Linked DNA regions of Homo sapiens: region 2 is linked to region 1. The links are chromatin loops, found by intact Hi-C in ENCODE. Cell type or tissue: K562. All regions are shown on one strand. Links, peaks and the distances in the headings refer to the core of each region. The heading gives the core; the rest is flanking DNA.

Region 1 (8,332 bases), core at 234-8,233:
GAGGTACGATCTTGTCGCACTGCAACCTCTGCCTCCTGGGTTCAAGCGATTCTCCTGCCTCAGCCTCCCAAGTAGTTGAGATTACAGGCACACGCCACCATGTCCAGCTAATTTTTGTATTTTTAGTAGAAACAGGGCTTCACCTTGTTGGGCACGGTGGTCTCGAACTCCTGACCTCAAGTGATCCACCCTCCTCAACCCCCAAAATACCAAAGTACTGGGATTACAGGTGTGAGCCACCGCACCCAGGCTCTTCTGACTTTTGAGCAAAGACCTGAAGGAGGTGGAGGAGGAGGCCATGCCGATATCTGGGTGAAGAGTGTTCCAGATAGAAGCACTGTGCAAAGGCCAAGGTATGATTAGAGTTGATGGGCTCCAGAAACTGGGAGGAAACCAGCAAGACTGAAGCAGAGGGAACAGGAAGAATTGTGGTGGGCAATGAGGGTGACGCCTTTGGGCCATTGTAAGGCTTTGGGTAACAGCCAAGGGTGACAAAAGCCACTGGAGGGTTTGGAACAACATGATGTGACTTTGGTTCAGAAGCTGCCTCTGGCTGCCTGGTGGAGAACAGACTCCAGAGGACAAGGATTGAAGCAGGCATCCGCATTAAATCAGCAACTTCCAGACTCCCAGGGGAAAGAATCTGTGGGGTTTAAAGAATGGTCCAGGATTGGCCTGGTGCGGTGGCTCACGCCTGTAGTCCTAACACTTTGGGAGGCCGAGGCGGGTGGATCACTTGAGGTCAGGAGTTCAAGACCAGCCTGGCCAACATGGTGAAACCCCGTCTTTACTAAAAATACAAAAATTAGCCAGGTGTGGTAGCAGGCGCCTGTAATCCCAGCTACCCAGGAGGCTGGGGCAGGAGAATCACTGGAACCCAGGAGGCGGAAGCTGCAGTGAGCAGAGATCGCCCCACTGTACTCCAGCCTGGGCGACAGAGCAAGACTCTGTCTCAAAAAAAAAAAAAAAGAATAAAAAAAAATGGTCCGGGACACAGAAGGTGCCACATGCAGCTGTATCTTAGGATATTCTGCACGCATGTCCCAAGTTGAGGACAAAAGCCTTCTAATCAGTTCCATCTGCTGTTGAGTCCTGGATCCACCATCTCCTAACCTGGGCAAGTCTCTCCATCCCTCTGAGCCTCAGTTTGCTCATCTGTTAAATGGGTGGAAGAAAAGCCCCCACCATCTAGGGCTGTAAGGATGGAGCTATGTGAAAGCAGTCAGCACAGAGCCTGGCATACCTGCCCAATGTGGGGGCCTTTCCACCAGGGGGCTACAGGGGCTACATGTGTCCCTGGGGATAGGCAAGTGGGGGTTCTATGGTACCAGGGCAAATTGTTTAATTGCTACATATTTATTTTACTGTGAATTAGAAAACTATAACTAGCTTGCCGACCCCTGATTTTACAATCATTTTATAAAAGTATAGGCAACAGAAATATGACAAAGATGATGACAGTCATGAGCAGACCAGGCCTGGGTCCCAGCCAACTGCTGCAGCTTGGGCATAAATATCGACACTCCCTCCCCTGCTCCCTGCCACTTTGCCTTTGTGCAAGAGCTGCTGATTTTGCAGCTCTTACTTTGCAGGGCAGGTGAACCCTCCTCTGAAATGTCACCTGGGTCATGGGTAAGGGTGGATGTTGGGTTAAAATTCAAGCACCTGCTCAAGATCTGTCAAAACTGTCCTCCAGCCCCACTCTACTGCACTCACTCTGAAAGCTGTTCATGGGAAGCCCCCAAGCCCTACTTCACAGGGATGTGCCACTGTCGAGTCAGAGCTGGACCTAGGTCTGCGGCCTCTGTCCCAGCCAAGCAGGGACCCCTTAGGTTTTGACTTCTGGGCTCGGATGCAGCCAGGAGGAGATACTGTTCAGCCCTGCCCTGTGAGAAGAAGAGATTGGGGAGGCCTGGCAGCCGAGACTGTGCTACTGCACTCCAGCCTGGGCGATAGAGGGAGACTCCATCTCCAAAAAACAAAAAAAAAAAACAAGTATTATTTATGTTTTGAGATGTCACAACTTTAATTTAAAATACATTTAAAACCTAGATTTATGTTGAATGGCTGAAATTTTATAGGCAGTGTGATTAAAGATGATTCCAAATTTCAGCAAGGGGACATTTAGTTCGGGCATGAAAAAGAAGTTAACAAGCAAAGGTACCTATAAACAAAGGCATCATAAATAGATATAAAGCCAGAAGAAAAGGGATCTAAAGTAGACAGAGAAGATAGGCTGACTCTCCAGTTGCAGATTTTCATTATCAGCTCATCACACCACCGAAACTCTCTGGTGATTTGCTATCCACATCCATGGCGTTTGGTGGCCCTAAAGATTGTAACGGCCCCCATCCTCTTGGTTAAAATGGCAGGTGTGTTGACAAGAACTGTCTTAGGTACCCCCTGCCTGCTGGGCATCACATTCTTCTTGGTATATATTAAAAGAACACAAGTTTGGGCCAGGCACGATGGCTCATGCCTGTAATCCCAGCACTTTGGGAGGCTGAGACAGTGGATCATTTGCGGTCAGGAGTTCAAGACCAGCCTCGCCAACATGGCAAAACCCCATCTCTACTAAAAATACAAAAAAAAAAAAAAAAAAAAAAATTAGCCAAGCAGGGTGGCGTGCACCTGTAATCTCAGTTACTTGGGAGGCTGAGGCAGCAGAAACCAGGAGGCGGAGGTTGCAGTGAGCCGAGATCACACCACTGCAGTCCAGACTGGGCAACAGAGCAAGACTTCATCTCAAAATAAGTAAATAAATACATACATACACACATACACACACGCAAGATTTGCAGGCAAGATGCAGCAGGACTGAGGAGGGGGCCTTCCTTGCTCTCCCTTGCCTTAGCAGGCAATCTGTCAATGTCAGGGTGTCCTCTGGAAGCCAGGAGGTGTGCCTGAGTGAGGTGCTGTCCCTGAAGAAGATGTCCAGGGGCTGGCATGGTGAGGGCAGTAGTAAGAGGGAGGCAAAGAGTTTGGCCCCAGGAGGGTGGAATTAATGCATCTGGCCAGGGAGTCAATGGTCGCACAGCAGTGGCTGAGGTTGGAGGCACCTGGCGTCATCCTGCCTCACCTGAGTTTCTGCTGCATTCTCTGGTCCTGGCCCCTGTCCGCTTCTCTTCACTCCCCTTGCCATTACCTCTGTGGTCTAAGTCACCATCATCTTTCTCTTGGACGTCATCACGGCCTTCTCACTGTCCCCCTGCTGTCTATGAATTAGGATACAAGCTCATCAAAATAAAGAGGCTTAAGTACAACACAGATCTGTTTCTCTCTCATGAGGAAATCTGAAATGTGAACAGTCTAGGGCCAGAAAGGCAGCTCTTCCATGCCAGAAGCCCAGGCACAGCGGCTTCCTTTTCCCCCACCCCCCGAAAGACAGGGTCTTACTCTGTCACCCAAGCTGGAGTGCAGTGGCATGGTCATGGCTCACTGCAGCCTCGACCTCCTGGGCTCAAGCCATCCTCCCACCTCAGCCTCCTGAGTAGCTGGGACTATAGGCAGGCGTCACCATGCTCCGCTAATATTTTTATTTTCTGTAGAGATGGAGTCTCCTATGCTACCCAGGCTGGTCTCAAATTCGTAGTCTCAAGGAATCCTCCTGCCTTGGGCTCTCAAACTGCTGGGATTACAGGCATGAGCCACCTATTCCAGGCACATTCCAGGCAGCAGGGAAAAGGAGGCAGAGACAGAGAAGGGCACCACCCAGCGGTTGCAGTTCTCTCTTCTGCTCACACCCCATTGGCCTTAACATAGTCACTTGGCCACACCTTCCAAGGCAAGGGAGCCTGGGAAATGTAGTCTTTATTCTGGACAGTCACGTGCCAATAAAAACTGCTACTAATAAAGGGGGAAGTGAATTGGGTATTGAGGGTCAGCTGGCAGTCTCATCCTGACACCTTTCCTCGGTTTTCATCACAGTAGCCAGAGAGGTGAAAAGGAAAGCTGAACATGTCACCTGCTTAAAACTCTTCAGTAGGCTGGGCACAGTTGTTTGCGCCTGTAATCCCAGCACTTTGGAAGGTCGAAGCAGGTGTATCACTTGAGGTCAGGAGTTCATGACCAGCCTGGCCAACATGGCAAAAGCCTGTCTCTACTAAAAATACAAAAACTAGCAGGTCATCGTGGTGGGCACCTGTAATCCCAGCTACTCGGTAGGCTGAGGCAGGAGAATCGCTTGAAACCAGGAGGCAGAGGTTGCAGTGAGGCAAGATCACACCTCTGCACTCCAGCCTGGGCAACAGAGCGAGACTCCATCTCAAAAAAAAAAAGCTCTTCAGTGAGCTATTATGGACTGACCCCACCTGCCTCTCCAGACTCTTTTTCTCCTACTCTTTTCATCATTTGCTCCACTCCAGATCCAATGGTCTTTTTTTAATTCCTTGAACATCCATGCTCCCCACTACCTTAAGATTCTGCCCACGCCATGCCCTCTGTATGGAACACGCTTCCCCACCATTCTCCCCTCCTCTTGTTCTCAAGGTCCAAGGCCTCGCCAGTTCCTATGCACCTCTTAAATCTCTGAACCAGTTCCATGTCCTTAGGGAAGTCTTACCCGATTCCCCTCAAAAGGTTAGATTCTGCCATCATATGCTCCCAGGACGCCTCATACTTATGCGGTACATTTTGTACTCTTTGTAACCATTTCATAATTATTTAAAGTAATTGATGTGAATTCTGTGTTCCCCACCAGCTGTGTATTCCAGGAGGGCAGAGAACATGTCCACTGTGTTCACTGCTATAACTGGCACATAGTAGGTGATCAGTAAATCGTTGTTTCTTGACGGTTGATGATCTTGCCCTACGACCCCATCCATGGTAACAACTGCCTTCTGGAATTTCTAACTTTCAGGAAACTGACTTTGTTTATGTGCCTTTGACTTTATTAGAAATTAAGTAGGTTAACGTCGTCCATACAAAACAGGATGTATTTCTCTTATCTGCAGAACTCTAGAGGTTAGCAATCCAGGGACCTCTTCTCGACGAAGAGCTCAGATTCCTGCCAGCACTTAATTCTCACCTCCTATTTTACAGACCTCAATTTCCATTTACTGCATTTTCTTCTCCTCAAATCCTGGTTTCTGGTTCTGCAACCTCAGCCGGGTGCCTGGACTCTGACCCATTCTCCTCATTTGCTAGATCCTCTAGTCTGGCATGTTTGCCCTGGATTATTCCTCCACGCTGTACACATACCTCCTACCACCTGTATTGTGAATTACCAGCCCTGCTCCTTAGCAGTGTCATTTGTGTGTTGGGAGGACAGGGGAGTGTACCTTTTTTTTTTTTTTTCTCAAAGAGTGGGCATTCTGAATGTTCTCATTCACATTAGTGTCAGTGTGTTTAACTAGACCAGCATTCCCACCTGAGGGCAGCCCCATCCCTTGGATGGATAGGGGGGCGCATTAGAAACTAGGGGTGGGGCCAGGCATGGTGGCTCACGCCAGTAATCCCAGCACTTTGGGAGGCTGAGGTGGCAGATCACTTGAGGTCAGGGCTTCGAGACCAGCCTGGCCAACATGGTGAAACCCCGTCTCTACTAATAATACAAAAATTAGATGGGTGTGGCAGCGGGTGCCTGTAATCCCAGCTACTCAGGAGGCTGAGGCACGAGAATCACTCGAACCCAGGAGGCAATGGTCGCGGTGAGCCGAGATCGCGCCACTGCACTTCAGCCTGGGTGATGGAGCAAGACTCAGTCTCAAAAAAAAAAAAAGAAAGAAAAGAAAAAAAGAAACTGGGGGTGGGTGGGAGGCAGAGATTGCATTGAGCCAAAATCACACCACTTCACTCCAGCCTGGGTGACACAGTTGAGACTCTGTCTCAAAAGAAAAAAAAAAGAAAGAAACTGGGGGTTGGGGTAGTTGGTTGTCACATGAAGGGAAAGCACTGTTTGCTTTTAGAGGCCGGGCCAGCAATACCACTCAACCCAATATGTTGGACAGTCTTGTACAAAGTGGAATTGTCCCACCCAAATGCCCACCACACTGAGTCCCTGAGAGATGTCAGTCAGCTGAGCAGTATTTATGGATGCCTTGTGCACAGCATGATCCAGGTTTCATGTGGTTTGCTCTTAATTAAAATACAAAACAAAACAAAACAAAAAACCACTTTGTTAAATGTATGGCTTTTTCTTACTCGTGTTTTAGGGGAAAAATGACCAGTACATCAAACCAGTGATGTCATAGGTAATGATGCCCAGGATGAAGCGTAGGTTTGTGAAAGAGCATCAGTGTAAAGATAAATGAGGAGGCCAAGCGCAGTGGCTCATGCCTGTAATCCTAGCACTTTTGGAGGCTGAGGCGGGAGGATCACTTGAGCACAGGAGTTTGAGACCAGCCTGGGCAACATGACAAAACCCCATATCTTCAAAAAATACAAAAAAAAACAAAACAAAATTAGCCGGGCATGGTGATGAGTGCCTATAGTCCCAGCTACTTGGGAGGCTGAGGTAGAGGATCAATTGAGCCTGGGAGGTTGAAGCTGCAGTGAGCTAGCTGTGATCACACCATTGCACTTCAGCCTGGGTGACAGAGCAAGAATATCTCAGAAAAAAAAAAGACTGAGAAGTTAGTGAAAGTGGGGACTCCTCTATGGCTAAATCCGTGAAGGTGCGACATGAAGGAGCATGGCTGTATCCGGGTGAGTGCCATCCACTAAGAGGCCTGGCACCGTGGAAGGAATGGGATACTATTTGGGATCAGAGGACCTAAGTTCCAATTCTGACCTTGATTCTTCTGAGCTCTAAGACCTTGAAGGAGGTATTTAACTTGGCTGACTTTCCACTTCTTCGTCTGAACCAGATCTCAATAATAACTGACATTTACTGAGCACTCACTACATACCAGGCACTGTTCTAGCTGGCTTGTATGTTTCACTTTATTTAATCCTATTATGATCCCCATTATACTAGTCTGCTCAGTCTGTCCTAATAAAATACCATGGAGCGGGTGGCTTACACGACAGAAATTTTCTTTCTCCCAGTTCTGCAGGCTGGAAGTCCATGATCCAGGTGCTGGCAAAGTTGGTTTCTGGTGAGGGCCCTCTTCTTGGCTTGCAGATGGCTGCATTTTTGCTGTGTCTTCACCCGGCCTTTCCTCAATGCATGTACATGGAGAGAGAGCCAGAGAGAGAAAACAGCTGTCTGGTGTCTCCTCTAACAAGGACACCAATCCCATTGGGTTAGGGCCCCACCCTGTGACCTCACTTAAACTTAATTACTTCCTTAGAGGCCCTACCTCTAAATACAGCCACATAGGGAGGTTAGATTTTCAACATATGAATTTTGGGAGGAGACACAAACGTTCAGTTCATAACATCCATTTTACAAATGAGGAAACTGAGGCAGAGAGTGGCTAAGTGAACAGCCCAAGTCACATAGTTGGCAGTGGCAATATTCAGACCCAGGTGGCCTGGCTCCAGAGACCCTGCCCTTACCCATGGTGCTGTGTTGCCCCTGCCAGGGACAGTGATGTCCGTCTGGTTTGAGAAAAAGGATTCCCAGTAAGAATTTAGGAGCTCGTGCAGTGCCGCAGACAGTGGACTCAAAGGAAGAAAAGAAAGTGCAAGGGAGGCTGGAGTCACTGAGAAGTGTGGTGGCGGAAAGCCAAGATCTGACACCAGGAGGAGGAGGAAGTCCCAATGTTCATGGAGAAAACAAATATTTTTCATCTCTTTGGGTTTTTCTGATTTTGTTTTTGTTTATTTTGTTTTGTGTGTGTGTGTGTGTGTGTGTGTGTGTGTGTGTGTGTGTTTTGAGATGGAGCCTCGCTCTGTCTCTCAGGCTGGAGTGCAGTGCTGCGATCTCAGCTCACTGCAACCTTCACCTCCCTGGTTCAAGCAATTCTCATGCCTCAGCCTCCCGAGTAGTTGGGACCACCAGCTGATAGCTCCTAAAGCCACCACACCTGGCTAATTCTTGTATTTTTAGTAGAGACAGGGTTTCACCATGTTGGTCAGGCTGGTCTCAAACTCCCGACCTCAAGTGATCCACCCACTTCAGCCTCCCAAAGTGCTGGGATTACAGGCGTGAGCCGCCGCACCTGGCCAAGATTTTTCATGTCTTTGTAAGATGAAAAATCGAATTATTAGATTCCTCTGCTGTGAGTTTGCATAGCACCTTATGCAAAGTAAAACTCACACAAATAGCAACAAGCAACCACATGAACACGACAGCATCCTTCACTCCCCGCTGAGGGGATGAATCGCCTGGAGGTGATCAAAGCAATGTGCAAGGGATCTGAATGCACCTTCTAGAAAAGACATGTTACTCCCACATGCTGAGTGCACATGTGGGAGTAACAAGCACAATCCCGATGGGAGCTAGTGT
Region 2 (8,332 bases), core at 234-8,233, 380 kb before region 1:
GACTCCTCTTCCTCATTGACGTTACCTGCCCAGCCCTGGTAAACATGGAGTTTATGACAGCCTCTCAAGCCTTCCAGATGTGGCCTCACCAGCCTTTATGGGGCTGCTTGTGAGAGAAACCAGAACTAGGAGTGGGTTCTCGGGCGGGGGCACAGCTCAGAGGGCAGTCAGTACCGAGGAAATGGAGATGCGGAGATGGCCATGAGCTTGGCGGCTGCACTGAGCTGGGGCAGCAAGGTCGCCGTTATATAGATCAGCCTGGGGAGAGAGAGACTGTGCTTTGATCGTGGGCAAGGTTAGTTAGATTTGGGAATAGCAGCCTCTGTAATTAGCCCCTGGTAAAGAGCTGAGAGGCAATATGAGAGCGTGTCCAAGAGTCCATCTCTGCGATATTGAGTTCAGATGGAACCAAGGAATTAGAAGGCTCTGGATAAAATGACCACCTCTGCCCTCCTCTCTGGGCTTTCCTCTAGAGCTCTGGGGGCAGGTAAGCGTGAGAGCATGCCCTTGACCTTCTAATGAGATGATGCTGCAAATTTCCTCCCAATTGGCTTATCAAGTTTACCAGCTCCCACTCACCCAGTGCAAGCTTTGGCCCAGAGAGAGCTCCCTTCATTGTCAACATGCCAAGAAAGCATTCTGAATGGTTCCCAACACACACGCAAATCCCAGCACAAGAGAGACGTGGAGGGCACATGGAGGAAGACAGTTTGAGGTCCTAGGATCTGTGGTCAGACTGGGAGCTGCACTGCAGGACAGGCCTCCAAAGTTGGTCACAGAGCCCCTGAGTTGGTATCCATGATCTTCTCTCTTGGAAAACTTAGAGAGAGTTCAGTTTTGCAAGCACCTGAAGGATGCTTCAGCCTTGGAGTCTGCAATACAGTAGGGTGGTCACTGTCATCAACATCAGCTGTGGGAGCCTGACAGACTTCAAACTCATCCTCGTTCCTTAAAGCCAGTGCCTTTAGCAATGTCATTAACCTGTGTGGGCTATTTCACTATCTGTAAAGCGGACGGTGGTCACAGCCACTAAGTCCTTGCTGCTCAGAGTGTGGCCTAGGGCCAGGAGCATCAGCATCCCCTGAGAACTTGTAGAACCACAGAATCTCGAACCCAGCCCCAGCCTCACTGATTCAGAATCTGTTTTCACAGGCTCTCCAGGTGGTTTTGATCAAACTCGTAGGGCTTTTGGGAGGAGTATATGCAGTTCAATAATGCAACAGTTTTGTTTGTTTGTTTGTTTGTTTGTTTTAGATAGGGTCTGGCTCTGTCACCCAGGCTGGAGTTCAGTGGCGTGATCTCACTACAACCTCCACCTCCCGGACTAAAGGGATCTTCTCACCTCAGCCTCCTGAGTAGCTGGGACTACAGGTGTGTGCACCACCATGCCTGGCTAATTTTTGTATTTTTTGTAGAGATGGGGTTTCACCATGTTGCCCAGACTGGTCTTGAACTCCTGAGCTCAAGCAATTCGCTGCCTTGGCCTCCCAATGTTGGGATTATAGCTGTGAGCCACCATGCCCAGCCAATCCAACACATATTTCTTGAGCACTTACTATGTGCCAGGCTTGGTTGCAAATGCTGGGAGTACAGCACTGAACATGGCAGATGAATCCCAGCCCTCAAGGAATTTACTTTCTAATGGGGTGTATTAGTCCATCCTCATGCTGCTAATAAAGACATACCCAAGACTGGGTAATTTATAAAGGAAAGAGGTTTAATGGACTCACAGTTCCACATGACTAGGGAGGCCTCACAATCATGGCGGAAGATGAAGGAAAAGCAAAAGGACTTTTTACATGGTGGTGGGCAAGAGAGCATGTGCAGGGAACGCCCCTTGGTAAAACCATCACATCTCACGAGACTTAATTACTATCACAAGAACAGCACAGGAAAGACCCGCCCCCATGATTCAATCACCTCCCACTGGGTCCCTCCCACAACACATAGGAATTGTGGGAGCTACAGTTCAAGATGAGCCAAACCATATCATAGGGAGAGACAGACAAACAAGAGACAGACAAACGGACAAGATGAAAATATAAAATACAGGAAATGGGGGATGGTGCTCAGTGGGAAGGAGAAAAATAAAGCAGTGCTTCCAGGTGGGACCCGGCAGGGAGAAGGACTATAATGGCAAGTAGAATGACAAGAAGGTGACATTTGAACAGTCACCTGAGGAAGGTGAGGAAAAGTATATTCCAGGTGACCAGAACAGCACAGACGAAGTCCCTGCAGCAGAAGTATGCCTGCTGTGTTGGAAAGATCTGTCAGGATGTCAGTGTGGCTGGAATAAAGTGAGTCAGCAGAAGTGCTGGAAGGTGAGGTCAGGGAGAAGTAAGAGCAAGGGCGGATGATGCACAGCTTTAGAAGCTGCTGAGGGTCCTGGCTTGTCCTCCAGTTCCTGATGCCCAGGAATGGGCAGGGACCCACTGGAGAGGGGCTGGAAGCAGTGGCTGGCACGTGGTAAGTTCAGGGACCAGCATTATTGTAATCGTTGCTGTTATCCAAAGCTGATAGAAACAGGTTGGACTCACCCTTGAGGTTTCAGCTTAGGTGTCCCTTCTCCAGGATTGCTGACACCCCAGGCTGGAGGGGGTGCAGACCTGAGAGCACCTCAGCCTTCTGAAAGCTCCTGGGTGAGGCTGGGATGGGGAGCTGGCCAGCCCTATTCACGATCGTATCTCAGAGCACAACACTGTACTTGGCATCTAGTAGTTGCTCAATAAATACCTGTCAATTAGAGGAATGAATACATACAAAGACTTGGGGGTGTCGGGTGGGGGACGTGCTCAGGAAAGGTGGGGAAGTGGCTGGGAGGAGTGACAGGAGTATTGTTAGAAGTAAACACCTGAGCTTTGTCCATTCAAGGTGCCCTCTGGAGCCTGACGCCCAGGAACGAACAGGGTCAGGGTGTTGGTCATCTCTGATCACACTGCTGGGTAAGGTAACCCAGAGGCCACCAGGACTCTGTGCCAAGAAACCCTGGGCCTTTGTGCTGAACTTGGCAGGCTTCTTGTCCTCCTCTGGCTCATTTCAGGGCCACCCCATGCTTTAGCCCAGGCTCCACCATGAAACTTTCTCCCCCACGGAAATGCTTGGGCACTGCTGGTAAAAGGATGGCCCCTCAGGAGAGCCACCAGGCAGCACTCAGAGAAAGTGACAATGCACAGGCTCTCAACAGGCAGCCCACCCTCTGGGGCAGGGCCCAGAGCAGCAGTTCTCAACCTTGGTGATCTTGCACCCCTAGGGACACATGGCAATGCTTGGGGACATTTTTGTTTGTCACAGCTGGGAAGGAGGTGCTACTGGCATCCAGTGGGTGGAAGCTCAGGGTGCTGCTAAACATTGTCCAATGCACGGGACAGCTCCACAGTGAGAATTATCCGGTCCACAGCGTCAACAGTCATTATCCCTTAAGGAGCCTTTTAAGATTTTTTTTTTCTAATTCCCCCTTTAATGAAATTTTAGAACTATAGAGATATTGCATACATATCTGTTTGTGTGCTGTAGGTATATGTGTGCTTTATACATAAAAAAGGTAAGATTTGGCTGGGTATGGCAGCTCACGCCTGTAATCCCAGCACTTTGGGAGGCCGAGGAGAGTGGATCACCTGAGGTCAGGAGTTCAAGACCAGCCTGACCAATATGGTGAAACGCTGTCTCTACTAAAAATACAAAAATTAGCTGGGTGTGATGGTGTGCACCTGTAATTCCAGCTACTCGGGAGGCTGAGACAGGAGAATTGTTTGAACCCAGGAAGTGGAGGTTGCACTGAGCTGGGATTGCAGCACTGCACTCCAGCCTGGGCTACAGAGAGACTGTCTCAAAAAAAAAAAAGTAAGATTTTTAAGTGTCCATTGATGGATATGAATAGTATGAATAGATAAACAGAATGTGCTATTGTACATAGTGTGGAATATTATTCAGCCTTAAGAAGGAAGGAAATTGTGGCACATGCTACAACATGGATGCATCCCGAGGACACTATACTAAGTGAAATTAGCCAGTCCCCAAAAGACAAATATTGTGTGATTCTACAGTATTTGTAGAATATTGTATGATGTACCTAGCGTAGTCAGAATTCTAGAGATAGAAAGTAGAGTGGTGGTTGCCAGCGTCTGGGAGGGCGGGGAATGTGGAGTTAGTGTTTGATGGGTAGAAAAGACTTCTGTGGATGGACAGTGGTGACAGTTGCACAAGAATGTGAATGTACTCAATGCCACTGAGCTGCACATTTTAAAATGGCTAAAATGGTCAATTTTATTTTATGTGTATTCTGCCACAATTTTAAACAAAGAGTATTCCGACGCGTTAAGAATCAGTTCTCGCCCGCCAGGGGGCTGTATCACCCCCATTGAGAATTCACAGCCTAGAGATCCTTGCATAGGACCTACAGGTGTGGATGTTCATCGCAACATGGTTGGGGGTGGTGAGAGCTGCAGGCACCCTGGGAGTCCCTCCCTTTGATGGTGGGAGAAGTTCTTAGGAAGAATGGGCCCACCTGGACACCGCAGGTGGAAAAGCTGGCGGAGAGATGCTCTTGCTCATTGCTCAGAGGCATCGTGACCGCCCCACACTCATACTCTGCAGGTTTTTGGAAAATCCAGGCTGGGCGCGATGGTTCACACCTGTAACCCCAGCACTTTAGGGGGCTGAGGCAGGAGGATCGCTTGAGGCCAAGAGTTTGAGACCAGCCTGGACAATACGGTGATACCCCATCTCTACAAAAAAGAGAATTAAACAGACATGGTAGCATGCACCTGTAGCCCCAGCTACTCAGAAGGCTGAGGTGGGAGGATCACTCGAGCCCAGATGTTCCAGGCTGCAGTGAGAACCCCTGCATTCCAGCCTGGGGGCTGGAGCGTTATAGTAGGTAGCTGGTCAGGTATGAGCAGGGCAGGAGAGGATCCTCCTCAACACACACCAGGAGTGTCACGCAACCATCAGGTGACGGTCAGGCAGTTGTTAACTGGCTTTCTAAAGTAATAATTGGCCACAGCTGGCATGAGGGAAAGGCAGTCCCTTAATAGATAGAAAACACCTGAAATGGGTGGCCAGAGGCTTCCCAATAAGATCTCAGGAGTGGTGAGAAGGAACGCAGGACCCCTGAGGCTTGCCACCATATCAAACCCCAAGTCAAGAGGTCAGGTCGCACACTTGGTCTCTCGAGTTGCCCGCTTGGCCCTCTTCCAAGTGCACTTCCCTTTCTTTCATTCCTGCTCTGAGGCTTTTTAATAAACTTTCACTCCTGCTCTAAAACTTGCCTCAGCCGCTCCTTCTGCCTTCTGCGCCTCGGTCGAATTCTGTCTTCTGAGGAGGCAAGAACTGAGGTTGCTGCAGACCCGTACAGATAACTACTACTGCTAACAAGAGTGAGACCCCATCTCAAAACACAAAAACAAACCCATACACGGCCAAATTAGCTTCCTCATCTCCTCTAGTCAACAACTCAAACTGAATTTTTCAAACTGACCTCTTTGCTCTCAAAATTCTGTTTTTGCCTTTGTTGCTTGAAACAATCTAGGAACATGAGTCTTCTTCATGTCAGAGCTAAACAGCATGCAGATAACTAGCTAAATGTTTCAGAGTCATTCTTTGACCATAAGTAAAATGTGCCAGGTGTGCACTAAGCATCTTATGGGATGGTTACAAGCAGTGCCCCAGATGTGTGCACAGCAGTACAGAGAGGTCTTGACAACACAGCTCAATGCCATTTTACATAAGGTAAAATAGATGCACACAAAGCAATTATAGGTATTTTGCAAACTGCCTACAAACAAAAGGATAACTCAAGCGTGCCAGGGGGAAGCAGGTGAATGGGGAATGGAGATTAGAGGAACTAAATAGATTTATAAACACGAGCACAGCTGTGGGTTGCTCCCAAGATGAAAAACAAAACAAACACACACACATAAACAAAAGAGGGAGTCTATCACATAATGTGGCACACTTAAAACACACACACATACAAAAATGCTCGCATATGTTATCCCGAATCATACAAAATAAAAGAAAAAGAAAACACATCTGGGCAGCTGACAGTGGCAGGAGTTGGAAGCAAAGGATGGAATAAAATAGAATTAACACATGAATGAACAAATCAACCAAGGGTTAGAGCTTGTCTGAACCAATTATGACAATATGTCATTGAAAGGATTTTTTTTTTTTTTTTGAGACAGGATCTCACTCTGTTGCCCAGGCTAGAGTACAGTGGCATGATCATAGTTCACTGCAGCCTCCACCTCCGGGGCTCAAGCAATCCTCCCACCTCAGCCTCCCGAGTACCTGGAATTACAGGAGTGTGTCACCATACCTGCCTAATTGTTTAATTTTTTGTGGAGATGAGGTCTCACTATGTTGACCCGGCTGGTCTCAAACTCCTGGGCTCAAATGATCCTCCTGTCTCAACCTCCCAAAGTGCTGGGATTACAGGTGTGAGTCACCACCCCCGGCCGACAGAGGAATTTGACTAACCCTACCTTCATTCCCCAAGGTCCATAAAGTGCCCAAATAGCCATATAAAGCACCATTGCAGATTCACCTGCGTTAGTTAAGACCTGTTAGTTACAACCAACTGATACCCACCACATTGCCTGAAACCCCTACAGGGCCACTTTCTTATAAAGAAGGCGTGGGGTGTCCTGGAGCCCTGAGGCTGCGAGGCCAGTTGGCTTTATGCCAGCTTGACTCAGAGGGCACCTATCTCTGTGGCTTCTCTCAGTCTTCCTCTCTGGGTCTCTGCTCTCTTCCCTCCATCTTCGGACCCACTTTCTCTGCTTTTACTCACAGAATAATAGCCATCCTTTCTTGTGCTATTTATTTGCAAATAAATGCTACCATTTATTTGCCAGAATAAGTTAAAGCTTTATTCGTTGGCTTGGAGACATTTCTATGAGATATTTTTGAATAAGAAAAAAGAATAGAATGTAGAAAAGAGTGTAAAATAGAATCCCATTTTTATAAAACAAAGACTGATGGAAAAATCCCAATTAATTCGCGTATATTTGTGAGTCTATACATATGTATCACATAAAAACACAGATGCAAATATAAGCACAAATAAAAATAGTTTGAAAGAACACATGCTGGGTTGTTAACCTGGGTCTCTAGCACTGGGCCACAGGGATAATGTAGATAAAAGAGTGAGGAAATAGGAATAAGGGAATAAGGAATGCACATCATTACATGTATTCCTTCATGTAAAATTATGTATAAAGAGATTATGCAAAAGATTGAGAGAGAGAGAGAGAAACATAAAAGTGAAGTGAGACCAAGATTCAAATCTTTACGTCACATTCCACATTCCCAGGGAAGGACTCTGATTGGTCCACTTTGGACCAATCAACTGTGACCAGGAAGCATAGTCATTGGATATAAGTATTAATATATCTGTTCCCACTTCATCTGTGCAGCTAGGGGAGGAGGAGAAAAGTCCAGAAACCTGGGGGGTGGGGGAATTAGTCACATGAAGTAACAGTTTCCACTAGTTTTTGCTTTTTTCTCTGCATTCCTGGAAACCTTAAAAAGAAGGATTGGAGAAGGAAGGGGGCATAAAACAAGTAAGATCTCAGGGAAGCTTAGAAACTAAGCCAGTGAATGAGGTGGGGACAGTACACACAAAGGTTCTGTGACAAGGCCGAGCCTGGAACCATCAGGGGTCTTTAAGTAATTCCAGGTGGCTGGAGAAATACTGAGAGATGGGAGGAGAAAATACTGAGAGATGGGATGGAAACAGAATCAAGCCAACCATGAAGGACCCTGGGCATCCCTGGTGAGTGACGGGTTCAACAAGTTTATGGGCAGGTCAAGATGGTCTTACAAGCCATCAGAAAGACTCCGCTTTTCCTGGAATGAGATGGAAGCCACTGGAGGGTTTTTTGTTTGTTTGTTTGTTTGTTTTCAGATATAGGGTCTCACTGTGTTGCCCAGGCTGGAGTGCAATGGGGCAATCATAGCTCACTGCAGCCTTGAACTCCTGGGTTCAAGCCATCCTCCCCACTCAGCCTCCTGAGTAGTACTACAGGCATGCACTACCACACCCAGCTAATTTTTTTTTTTATTGTTTTCTTTAGAGACAGGGTCTCACAATGTTTCCCAGGCTGGTCTTGAACTCCTGGGCTCCAGTGATCCTCCCACCTCAGCCTCCCAGAGTCCTGGGATTACAGGCATGAGCCGCCGTGCCCAGCCAGGTTTTGAGCAGAGGCAGGACATAGTTCCACTTAGGTTCTAACAGGATTCTCTAGCTGCTGTACAGAGAAGAGGCTCCCCAGGCAAGGACAGAACCAGGAGACCAATGAGAAGGTGACCGCAGTAGTTCAGGTGAGAGACG

What was found. Hi-C counts contacts between places; a loop is a spot of excess contacts. Peaks named below come from ENCODE experiments on the same cell type or tissue, not always from the same donor. Only the 100,000 strongest peaks of a DNase experiment are listed, where the experiment ranks them.
Region 2: it touches region 1 in a loop (6-fold over the local background); 18 of 110 quality-filtered maps call a loop at or near these places.

The regions. Positions count from the first base shown.
Region 1 is chr20:47,147,105-47,155,436 of GRCh38, forward strand. The region is part of intron 10 of EYA2 (EYA transcriptional coactivator and phosphatase 2); the gene reads left to right. Among named protein-coding and RNA genes, the nearest start is that of MIR3616, 16 kb to the right of the region's middle. In K562, for the core only: a CTCF peak has its summit at 3,728; a DNase peak (open chromatin) is centred at 3,737; H3K27me3 peaks cover 2,977 bases.
Region 2 is chr20:46,768,686-46,777,017 of GRCh38, forward strand. It overlaps LOC124904919 (a long non-coding RNA gene), which reads right to left and starts at 2,685. Exons shown (of 2, transcript XR_007067617.1): 1 at 2,538-2,685. RefSeq lists an enhancer at 8,206-8,332. In K562, for the core only: a CTCF peak has its summit at 4,337 (motif pointing right); a DNase peak (open chromatin) is centred at 4,356; H3K27me3 peaks cover 1,428 bases.